Linked DNA regions of Homo sapiens: region 1 is linked to region 2. Evidence: read pairs that join two places in POLR2A ChIA-PET (ENCODE). Cell type or tissue: HepG2. All regions are shown on one strand. Links, peaks and the distances in the headings refer to the core of each region. The heading gives the core; the rest is flanking DNA.

Evidence for each region. Peaks named below come from ENCODE experiments on the same cell type or tissue, not always from the same donor. Only the 100,000 strongest peaks of a DNase experiment are listed, where the experiment ranks them.
Region 1: POLR2A ChIA-PET joins it to region 2 with 5 read pairs; 5 of 35 experiments call an interaction of 5 or more read pairs at or near these places.

The regions. Positions count from the first base shown.
Region 1 is chr22:46,545,908-46,551,272 of GRCh38, forward strand. It overlaps LINC02925 (long intergenic non-protein coding RNA 2925), which reads left to right. Exons shown (of 2, transcript NR_186692.1): 2 at 781-2,290. LOC105373075 (a long non-coding RNA gene) reads left to right here and starts at 2,841. Exons shown (of 2, transcript XR_938316.2): 1 at 2,841-3,116. RefSeq lists enhancers at 731-4,056, 911-1,432, 1,433-1,952, 5,203-5,365. In HepG2, for the core only: a CTCF peak has its summit at 1,351; a DNase peak (open chromatin) is centred at 2,184; H3K4me3 peaks cover 632 bases; H3K27me3 peaks cover 215 bases.
Region 2 is chr22:46,428,377-46,433,741 of GRCh38, forward strand. CELSR1 (cadherin EGF LAG seven-pass G-type receptor 1) reads right to left here. Exons shown (of 35, transcript NM_001378328.1): 5 at 5,017-5,105. Among named protein-coding and RNA genes, the nearest start is that of TRMU, 95 kb to the left of the region's middle. RefSeq lists enhancers at 4,193-4,242, 4,813-4,932. In HepG2, for the core only: no CTCF peak of the experiment used is centred there; a DNase peak (open chromatin) is centred at 2,835; H3K4me3 peaks cover 1,047 bases.

The DNA.
Region 1 (5,365 bases), core at 57-5,056, 120 kb after region 2:
GTGGGGGAAGCCAGTGGCCCCTACTTTTCTGTCCCCTCCTAACACGCTCACCCACCCCCTGATGCTGTTGCTGGACAGGAGGGCCACCCACCGCAGCAGCCGTGAGTTGATGACACTCTGCCAGCCTGGCCTTGTCCTCCCTGGCCCCCCGCTTATGTCCTGATTGGAATGGGGAAGCAAGAACAACCACACTTGAACCACCCACTGTCTCCTTTCCTTCATGCACATTCAGCCATTCATTCAATATTCATTCAATACCGTGGTAGACATGGACACCCCTCCCCCCACAGAGAGATTATTGTCATGGGAGAATACAGACAGTACATGTCAGATTATTTTTTTCTCTTCCTGAACTTGCAAAACTTTTCTGGGGTGCAAGAGAGATGGGCAGGTGATTGTGGGCAAGAACGATTCTACAGGAATGGGAGAGACCCAGAAAAGCTAGAGACAGTGTCAGCATTCTAATTATTATTATTGGTTTTGTTTTTGTTGTTTTTTTTGAGACACAATCTTGCCCTGTTGCCCAGGCTGGAGTGCAGTGGTGCGATCTCGGCTCACTGCAACCTCCGCCTCCCCGGTTCAAGCGATCCTCCTGCCTCAGCCTCCTGAGTAGCTGAGATCACTCCCGGCTAATTTTTTTGCATTTTTAGTAGAGATGGGATTTCACCATGTTGGCCAGGCTGGTCGCAAACTCCTGACCTCAAGTGATCCGCCCCGCCTTGGCCTCCCAGTGCTGAGATTGCCGCATCCTAATTATATCATTGTATCTTCTTTTTAAAGATTAAAAGACAGACGGCAACACTGGGGTTGCAGAGCTCAGGAGCCAGTCCTGGCCCCCTGCCTCCTCCCTCATGAGGTTCCCCTGATCCCCAGGACATCGGCTTCCACATCTGCACATCTGGGAGACAAATGCACCATCAGGGAGGGCAAATCATACCTGGGAAGGGCCTGACTCCAGCAGTTTCAGCAGTGGCTGAAAGATCATGGCTATTTTTGCCATCATTACAATGGAATGTCCACTCCCTCCAGCCACCTCCACAGCAATCAACACCGGTGTCCAGCCACTCTACATGGACGTGTGGGGAACAGAGCACAGGCCTCTTGGCTTGGCTGTGGTCACCGGGAGGGAGCAGGGAGGGACAGCTGCCAAGAGGATGGGGGAGGGAGCCTGCTACTCAGGAACGCTGGGGCAAGACATGAGACAAAGGGCTGCCTTCACCCACCAGTAGGAGCCTGACCCTGAGCCCAAAGAAACTGCCCACCTGTGTGCTGACCCCAGGGCCTGAGGACAGGTCCCCAAGTGGACGTCTCAAAGAGAGTCCCACATTCCAGGGCACATGGGAACTATGGCCTTCTGGCAGCTGGAGGGCAGCAGGAAGGGCACAGCTGTCTGAGACCCGTGTGGCTTCCCAGAAAGAGGTGCCACCCCTGAGGAGGCACCGGTGCTCACGGACTCCTGGTTGCCAGTCTTGCCAGGGCAAAAAGGCAAGCGAAGGAAACCCTCTCTTCGTGGGGCACTCTGCCTTGCAGTGTCAGGTGAGATCCCGGGGGGAAAGCTGGCTTGAGCTCCTCTGGAATGTGCAGGGAGGACTCCGTCAGGCCCGGCTCTGCCTCCAAGCTGGGCAGCAGGCGAGCCCCAGAGCTCCACCAGCCCCACTGGCAGAGGAGGGCCCTCACGAGGCAGGAGCCCATGATTCATGCCCTGCTGGAATTTGTCGAGCATGCCGAGATTTGCAGCTCCTCCGAGATTGGGTCCTGCCCTGATCAAAAGAAAAGAAGATGGATGAGGACACTATAAATAGGCCAGAGCCACCCAGCTGGCCTCGGGGATGCAGGCGGTATGTGTTCTGGGCTCTCACGAAGCTAAGAAACTCTAAATCCAAGGTGACATCGTGGCACACCGCCACCTGCTTCAGGGGGACACAGGGGACAAGGAGGAGCTATTGGCAGAGCGCTCGGTTCCTGCAAGTTCCAACTTCTGCTAAAATTGGTTAATTGGTTCCTTTGCATGATTCAGGGCACACAGGCTTCTCTGTCCACAAAATTTGCTCGCCTGCACACCCAGAGAAATGGACTTGGCTTGGTTTTTCTGAACTTTTGCCTCTGCGGAATCAGCAGTGGACGTGTGAGCTGGGGCCTCTGTCCCTGTCATGTGAGGAGGTCAGGCAGGACAAGCAGGAAGCACTGGGCAATGAGTCAGGAGGCCTGGTGGGGAGCTTGGGTGAGTCTGTTTTCCTCTCTGGACCTCAGTCTTCTCCTCTGGTTGATGTAATAAAATCCTACAAACTGAGTCTTTTTTTTTTTTTTTGAGACAGAGTCTTACTCTCTCACCCAGGCTGGAGTGCAGTAACATGATCTCAGCTCACTGCAACCTTCATCTCCCGGGTTCAAGCAATTCTCCTGCCTCAGCCTCCTGAGTAGCTGGGATTACAGGCATGCACCACCATGCCCGGCTAATTTTTGTATTTTTAGTAGAGACAAGGTTTCACCATGTTGGCCAGGCTGGTCTCGAACTCCTGACCTCAGGTGATCCACCCGCCTTGGCCTCCCAAAGTACTAGGATTACAGGTATGAGCCACTGCACCCAGCCACACAAACTTAGTGTTTTGTTTTGTTTTGTTTTGTTTTGAGACAGAGTCTCGCTGTGTCGCCAGCTGGAGTGCAGTGGCGCGATCTCAGCTCACTGCAAGCTCCACCTCCTGGGTTCATGCCATTCTCCTGCCTCAGCCTCCCGAGTAGCTGGGACTACAGGTGCCCACCACCACGCCCGGCTAATTTTTTTTTTCTTAGTAGAGACAGGGTTTTACCGTGTTAACCAGGATGGTCTCGATCTCCTGAACTTGTGATCCGCCCGCCTCAGCCTCCCAAAGTGCTGGGATTACAGGCGTGAGCCACCACGCCCGGCCCAAACTTAGTCTTAAAGTTAACTTAGTCTTAAACAAGATGCTGATTATCTGCTGGTTGCGGAGGTCAGCGGTCTGAGATGGCTCTCTCTACATCTCTACATGGGTGAACGTCACAATGTCTGCCTTGTTGGGGTCAAGCCAGGTTCTGCTGGGAAGCCAGTGCTCGTGGTCTGCCAGAGTCCAGGACGGGGCTGTGCAGTCGGCAGGAGGGTGAGTGATCCATCAGTGTCACTCCTGGCCAGGGTGTTCTGGGAGGAGAAGGGGGGCTTTGTTTGAGTGGAAGCCAGGAGCATTCCCAAGGCTGGCCTTTGGGGGGTACCCACTGTGACCCCCAAATCCTCACCACACTTCAGAGATGCTTCCTGAGGCCAAGACTGGGGCAAAGCTGCTTCATTTCATCTGGGCCATGCACCATTGTTGGGGGCCTGCCTGTGCCCAGCCCTGTGCTGGACTCTGCCCCTAATTTTTCAGATATGTGGCCCGCCCTTGGTAAGTCCCGTCTGCTGTGCTGGGGAGACAGACATACACACATACTCGGTCAAATACTGTGGAGCAAAACCAAGGGACAGGTCACTCTAGAGAGACAGTGAAGGGGGGTGTCTGTGAAAGCTGTCCAGGGTAACTGGGTTTTGAAGGTTCTCCAGGCAGACAAGAATGTTGAATTCCAGCCAAGGGGAAAAACATATACAAAGACCTAGAGGAATCAAACAGACTCTGTGTGGCAGGGGAGAATTTGTGACTATAGGCAATTTAATATTACTGAGGGGTGAAATCGTAGGGGTGGAGAGTAGGGTGGGAGTTGAGGCCAGAGGTAGGCAGGGGTGGGTTAAGGGGTCTGGCCTTTGTACTGCAGGCACTGGGGATTTTCAGCTGTAGAGGGACAAGGTCAGCTGTGCATCTGAGAGCATGGGTGGCTGGAGAAGAGCAGGGGTCGGGGAGGAGACCAGTTGAGCATAGAACCAGAGGCCCATGGTGAGATGTTGCCGGAGGACACAGGTGAAGAGGCGGCTTTCCATCCTGAAAGGATGTCTGCCCAGCATAACACACAGGGCACCAGAACCCACCCACAATGACTCTGGCCAGCCAAGAGGTGGGTTACCCCAAAGTCCCACCCAGGAGCTTCTTTGGTGGAGGAGGGGACTACTGTCCCCAGGCTGCCAGTCTCAGAGATAACGAGAGTTCTTGTCTTTCTCATAGTCAGCAGTTCCAACATTTGAGAGTCACTGCTCACCCACCTGCAGTGATGAGGGGGGTTGAATCTCTTTGTTTCTGCCTCTGTAAATGTGGACACCTGGCCCCTTTACTGTGGCAATACTGGCGGGTGAAGCCCCCCAACCCGTGTGGAGAAGGGGCTCCGAGAGGCCCCCGCTCCCGCACCCCAGTCAGGTGAATATGATCGTGTCCTTTTGTGATCAGCGTGGGGACAGCAGCAGGAATTAGAGCAGTGGGACAGGCACCAGCACCCACTCCTTCAGGCCGGGCTTTCTCCCCATCTCCCACCCCGTTCACTCCTGCAAGGGGCTCTTCTCTGGCCAGTGAGGCGAAGGCCAGAGGAGAGGGGTGGGGATGCCTATCCTGTCCTACCTGCCTTCACCGCGGAGCAGGGCAGTCGGGGCCAGTCCATGCGGCAGGTTCTGCCTCCCGGGACAAGCCCAGAGCCAGGCAGCCTTTCTCACTGGGTCCGTCTGGGTGGGCTCCTGGAGGTGGGGATGGCATCTCCAAGGAAAGGACTGGAGGTGAGGCTTGTGGAGGGGAAGGCAGACCTGGGGCAGGAGGGAGGGATTCCAGAAGCTTCTGGATGGGAGGTGGACTGCAGGGAATGTGGGATCTCCCCAGAGAGAGGCCAGACATCCCCGGTGTCGGGAGCTGGGCCATGGAGGGGGAGTTTGGTGAATGCCCTGGCCATGGCCCAACAGGACAGAGCTTTGGCTTTAGTGTAAATCAGAATCTCCCCTCTAATTTTGGGGTGTGGACATGGTAACAAATTGGGGCTCTTCCGGGAAATAAGAGGGGGACGGACCCCACATTTCCAGGGTCCAAAAAAACTCTACCTCCCTCTATGCCCCACATGCCCAGAGAAGGTGTAGCTTCTCTGCTTTGCCTGTAACCCTCTGAGTGTCCTCCTGAGCCCCTTCTGCTGGGCAGTGGGCACAAAACGAGGCCAGCCCAGCTGGGCACAGTGGCTCATGCCTGTAATCCCAGCACTTTGGGAGGCCGAGGTGGGCAGATCATGAGGTCAGGAGTTTGAGACCAGCCTGACCAACATGGTGAAACCCCATCCCTACTAAAAACACAAAAATTAGCCAGGCATGGTGGCATGCGCCTGTAATCCCAGCTACTCAGGAGGCTGAGGCCAGAGAATCACTTGAACCCGGGAGGAGGAGGTTGCAGTGAGCCAAGATCACGCCATTGCACTCCAGCCTGGGCGTTCTGAGTGAGACTCCATCTAAAAAAAAAAC
Region 2 (5,365 bases), core at 270-5,269:
AGGTGACGGATGCCGAGTGCCCCTTGGAGACCACCTGCTGCCCACGTAGAGGCTGCTGCCTCAAGCTCCGGCCCAGGGTCTCGCATCTCCACCTGAAGCTACCAGGACTCCCGCTAGCTGAGCTCCCGTCTCACTAGCCCAGTGGTTCTCATCCAGGGCATGACCTCAGGGGCCTGACAATGATGAAGACCTCTTGGTTGTCAAAACCGGGTTAGGGGAACAGCTGGAGTCTAGTGACCAGAGGTCAGGAATGCTGCCCAGAACAGGCCTCACAATGAAGGGTCATCGTCCCCAAGGGGCGGCAGTGCCCAGGTGGGAAATCCTGACGCGGCTGCTCACCGCCTCCCACATCTGCTTCATGCGGGATCTCCCAGCAGCTCTGGGCCTCCTGGCGCTCCACCTCACTGCCTCACTGCACAGCTCACTCACGGGTCCCCAGCGGGCCACACTGCCTGGTGTCCATGTCAGGCACTACCTCCCCTGCATGTCCCTGCCTCCCCAGCTGGCCAGGAGACTGTGCTCCAGGCTCTGGGCAGGCTCAGCTGGCTTTAGAAGATGCCCAGGTCAGGTGGACACGAGCCACCCTTGCTTCCCCAGGGCCCCGTTAAACATCTTGCTGGCACGTCTGTGTCCCCGACCCTGCCAGGAGCTCCTGGAACAAGGTGGGGTCTAAACGTGATCCCCGCAGGCAGCCTCAGGGAAGCACAGTAAGGGAATGACCCGCTCAGTGCAGCCCCGAGGATCCCCATCCTTCCAGACGGCCCCTCCCTAGCACTGTCTCCGTGGGGAATAAGCTTCTCCCCACACTTCCCAAACACCCAGGATGCCGAGGGCGATGGAGGAGCAGCAAACACTTAAGCATAATGAGGGCAAAACCGATTCTCAAGTGGGGAGAACGTTTTCCGTCAGGCATGTCCACCCTTTTGAAGTTGTGGACACACCTTCAAACCAGCCTTGAGGGAAAAAACAAACAAACAAACAAACAAAAAACCAGCCTGGGGTGAAGCAACGACTGAAAATGCTCCACTCGGCCCCAAACCTCCCGGCGTGGCTGTGGGCGTGGGGGCTGTGTTGTTCATCTGTGCTTGGCGGAGCGCCACACAAATGTACAAGTGCCTGCCTTTGAAAAGACCGTCCTGGAAAAACGTCCGACTCCAATGTACCCTTTGGTTTTGCTGAAGGTGAATTAGACCAATAAACCTTCTCGTCTAAAATGTCATCAGGCAGAAAGGAAAAATAAACAGACTCTGCCTGCTCCCTGCCTGGGAGGGTTCCCTACCCCATGGCTTCTGGTGGCTTTGGCCAGTGGGGAGCCAGACGGGAGGATAGAGTGAGGGAGGGGAGGGGTGTCAGGAGGGTCCCTGGTTAGCTGTGCCCCTCCTGGGTGGTCCGCAGCCCTCTCCTGTGGCTTCTGACCATGACCCCTTCTTTCTGGGCTCCAATCTGCCCTTTCCCTTGATGCTCTAGGACTAAGGGCCATCGCAGCTCCGCTGGCACTGCCTCCAGCCCTGGGTCCCACACCGCCTCTCATGGATGCCCCATGCCCTGCCCAGCCCTTTGTAAATAACCCTTCCAGGGCTGGTCCCACTGGAGCACCCCATCTGCTTCCTGTGGGGACCCTGACTGCTCCACCAGCCTGGCAGCTCCCAGGCCCTGTACACTGGTGGGTGGGGGAAGGGTCCCCGCAGGTTGCACGTGGAGGCAGTGCAGGAGGCCACTCTGACAGGCAACACCCGGGAGATCATGCTCAGATCTAAAATGCAGGTGGCCCACACCTCAGAGACACAGCCACTCTGGAGGGCGGGGGACAGAGAACGAGACTGAAGAGAGGAGGGTGGGCAGCAGCGGCATGGCCCGCACCAATGCTTCCACCCTCTCCAGACTGCTGTATGCTGAATTTTTTCAAGTATGTTTTCTTCATCATCCCCAAAAATGCAAAAACCAAAACCAGCGAGGTGGTGTGGCAGGTAAATGGAGCGTGCTGGGGCAAGGACACAGCTGGGCGGGGCAGGGGGGATGACCGTCTGCATCAGCCAAGGCAGGCAGGGACGCGTGTGCAGGGGGGTTCCCTCGGCAGTGTCACCCACCACCCTCAAGATCACCCTTGCAGCCCCAGCCCTGAGCCCCTCTCAACTGGTCATGGCCCTGGACACCCCTCATCGTCCAGCCCCAACGCCTCCTCCTCCTGGGGGTCCCCTCCCACCCTGAGCCTGTCGTCTTCCCCAAAACCTTCCCTGGTGGCCCAAGGTCACCCCCAAGGTGGCTGCTGGAGGACAGGACCAGAGGTGACATTGGAGACAAAGTGGAGGCCCAGAGAGCAGAGGAACCAGCCCCCAGAAGATTGTCTTCCTGACCTCAAGCTGGCCCCCGCCACCCCTCCAGGCCCCCACACTGCTCCCAACCTGACTGGTCCTGCCCCCAGCTCAGGTGCACTCCAGAGGAGGCCTCTGCACCTGGGTTTGTCAGAGCTGCCACTCGGAGACTAAGTCACGGAGCAGCAGTACTGTCTCCTTCTCGGGCTGGTGCTCATAATCTCTGCTAACACATCCTAGTGTGTGGCCCCGTCAGACCTCCTAATGGACGCCTGAAGACACAGTAAAAACTGGTTGGTTTCCTCCATCAAATAACCTCAGGCAAGAGAGAGAAGTATCTGGCGCTCGCAGGAAAGGCCTAATCCCACACGGGAGGCTGTGCTCAGGCACCGCTGACAGGACCCGGCCCTAGACACGGAAGCCATGGATCCCGGTAATCCACCGTCCTCTGTGTATCTTCTTACATGAGGCCCCTCTCCTCCGGGACAGTGCAGGTGGCGTCCTGCACGGGGACTTTGCTCCTCTGAGCTCCCGGAAAGGGGCGGCCACAGGCGGGCCCCAGTGAACACTCACTGTGTTCAGAGCCAGGGCGGAGTGTGGACAGAGGTGGCCACAGTGGCGTCCTGGCTGCGAGTCCCTCTGCAACTGCAGACACACTGTTGCTTCTGCCATAGGCAGATGATGATTCTGGAGTGTTGAGCACTGATGGGGAGACCAAGGCTGACTCGACCTCCCCCTGCCTACCCCCTCCCCAGCAACAAACGTTCATCTCTGGACTTGGTCTTCTGATACGTGCAGGAAGGAAAATGCGCCACCTATGCCCTATGCTTCCCTGACGATGGGGCACCGTCTCCAGGGTCCCCTGTGGCCCAGCCCTTGGGAGGCACCACCCCAGGGGGCATTGAGCTCTGGTGTCCAGCCCCAGCTGGCTGGAAGGGCACAACAGGAAGGGTCACCAGGTCAGAGTAGGCAGCGCCAGGCAGCAGGACGCAACGGCCACCCGTGCAGCTCACCCAGGTGAACGCGCTTCACACTGGCTAGCACTGCCCCACACAGCCACAGGACGGCACCGTATCAAGAAAAGACTCGGTCTTTGAAATGGACAATGGCAGCAAATAAATCCGCGTCTGTGAGGGCTACCCTCTTCCTCTTGCTCAGCCCTGAGCCCCTCACCCCACCAGCCCCTGCACCTCTGTCAAGCACATGGTTCTCCAAACATCAGCCAAGCCCCACTAGGGGTGACATCCAATGTGCGGCAGCCCAGACCCTGCCCAGACACCTGCCAGCCTTCTCTCAATATCCCCCCAAACCCCGAGCAAGCACTCAGCTCCCAAACCTCACCAGCACCTCCCATCTGCCCTCCTCCCAAATGAGGCTCAAGCTCCACCTGCCCTGGGTTGGCACTGATGGGACAGAGGACAAAAACTATGGTCTCTGTGCAGGTGACCACTACTTGGAGTCTGTGTGGCACGCCTGGGAGATGATGGGATATTCAAGGCAGATGGGAGGGGCGGGCCAGGGAGGTGGAGGGACGCCGGTGGCCAGCATGGAAAGGAGAGTGAAAGCCAGTGGAGGCGACACTACGACCTCAGGCCCAGTGGCTGGACCCCAACTGCTGGTGAGTCGCAGCCAGGCACAGTGGCTGTGAAAGAAGGAAGATGCTCTCTCCATAGAAGGACTGGGTCGATTCTCCTGGAGGACAGAGGAGCCCTCGTCTGCCAACCAAGCTTAGGCCCCAGCCTTGTGAAGTCCGGGAAGCGGGGCACAGCGGGGGTGGCCAGGCTCCAGGAGGAGCCGGTAAGACCCACGCAGACCCACGAGCAAGCGGGGGCACACCCTGGAGCTTCCCAAGAAGAGAAAAGGGATTTGCAAAATCACAGCCGTGGAAAGCACAGCATTTTGATGCAAAAAACAATGTGTTTCCTTACAAGCCAACGAACAGCAAAATAAAGTGAAACCAAAACCACCCAGCCTTCACGGCACTTCCTTGAAGAGTGTTCTGGCTCGCCAGTTACATCCAGGTACAGTGGACGATTTTGGCTACAGAGCCGTGTATGAACAGCCCAGAATTTCAGCCACTAGTAGACTCTGGCCAAGGTGGCTGCAAATGAATAAGCCCTTTCTGTGTCCCTCCCCCAGCGCAGGAGATCTCCGGGGTCCCTGTGTACCCCCCGACCCAGAGCTCTGGGTGGGACTATGACCCCAGCACAGGGCTCAGGTGTATTTACACAGACCCTCCACAAATGTGCATTTCCTAAACCATTTTTTCCAATAGCACATTTAAAAAAAAATTCAGAGCACAAATGTCTCAAGACAGAAAATCTACCAGGGCACCTTTTTTCCTTCCTTTTTTTTTTAGATGGAATTTCGCTCTGTTACCCAGGCTGGAATACAGTGGCACGATCTCGGCTCACTGTAACTTCTGCCTCCCAGGCTCAAGTGACTCTCCTGCCTCAGCCTCCTGAGTAGCTGGGATTACAGGCACCCGCCACCACGCCCGGCTAATTTTTTAATTTTTGTATTTTTGGTAGAGACAGGGTTTCGCCACGTTGGCCAAGCTGGTCTCGAGCTCCTGACCTCAGGTAATCCACCTGCCTTGGCCTCTCAAAGTGCTGGGATTACAGGCGTGAGCCACTGCGCCTCGCCCCAGGGCACCTTCTCGAGCCGCCCTGGGGCCAGGGGGAAGTGGTGGGGCCCATCTTACCTTGTTGTAGTACTGCACCTGCACAGAGTGCCACCGCCCGTCACTCACACCACTGGGAACCTTCGGTGCCACGGTCGTTGTTGTCTCGCCTGCATGGTGGGAGGGAGACCCAGAGAGAAAACAGGGGTTGGCGGGGCCTACTGGGGACCGAGGATTGCGCTGTGAGGCATCAGGGGGAGACAGGTGCACATGGCCACGTCCTCCCTCCCCTCCCCACGGCACCATGGTGGGAGGCGCCCACCACTCCATCCATTTTCTTTTCTGGTTACAAAAGTAATTCTTGTTCCTCTTTTCTGGTTTTGTTTGTTTTGAGATGGAGTCTTGCTCTGTCGCCCAGGCTGGAGTGCAG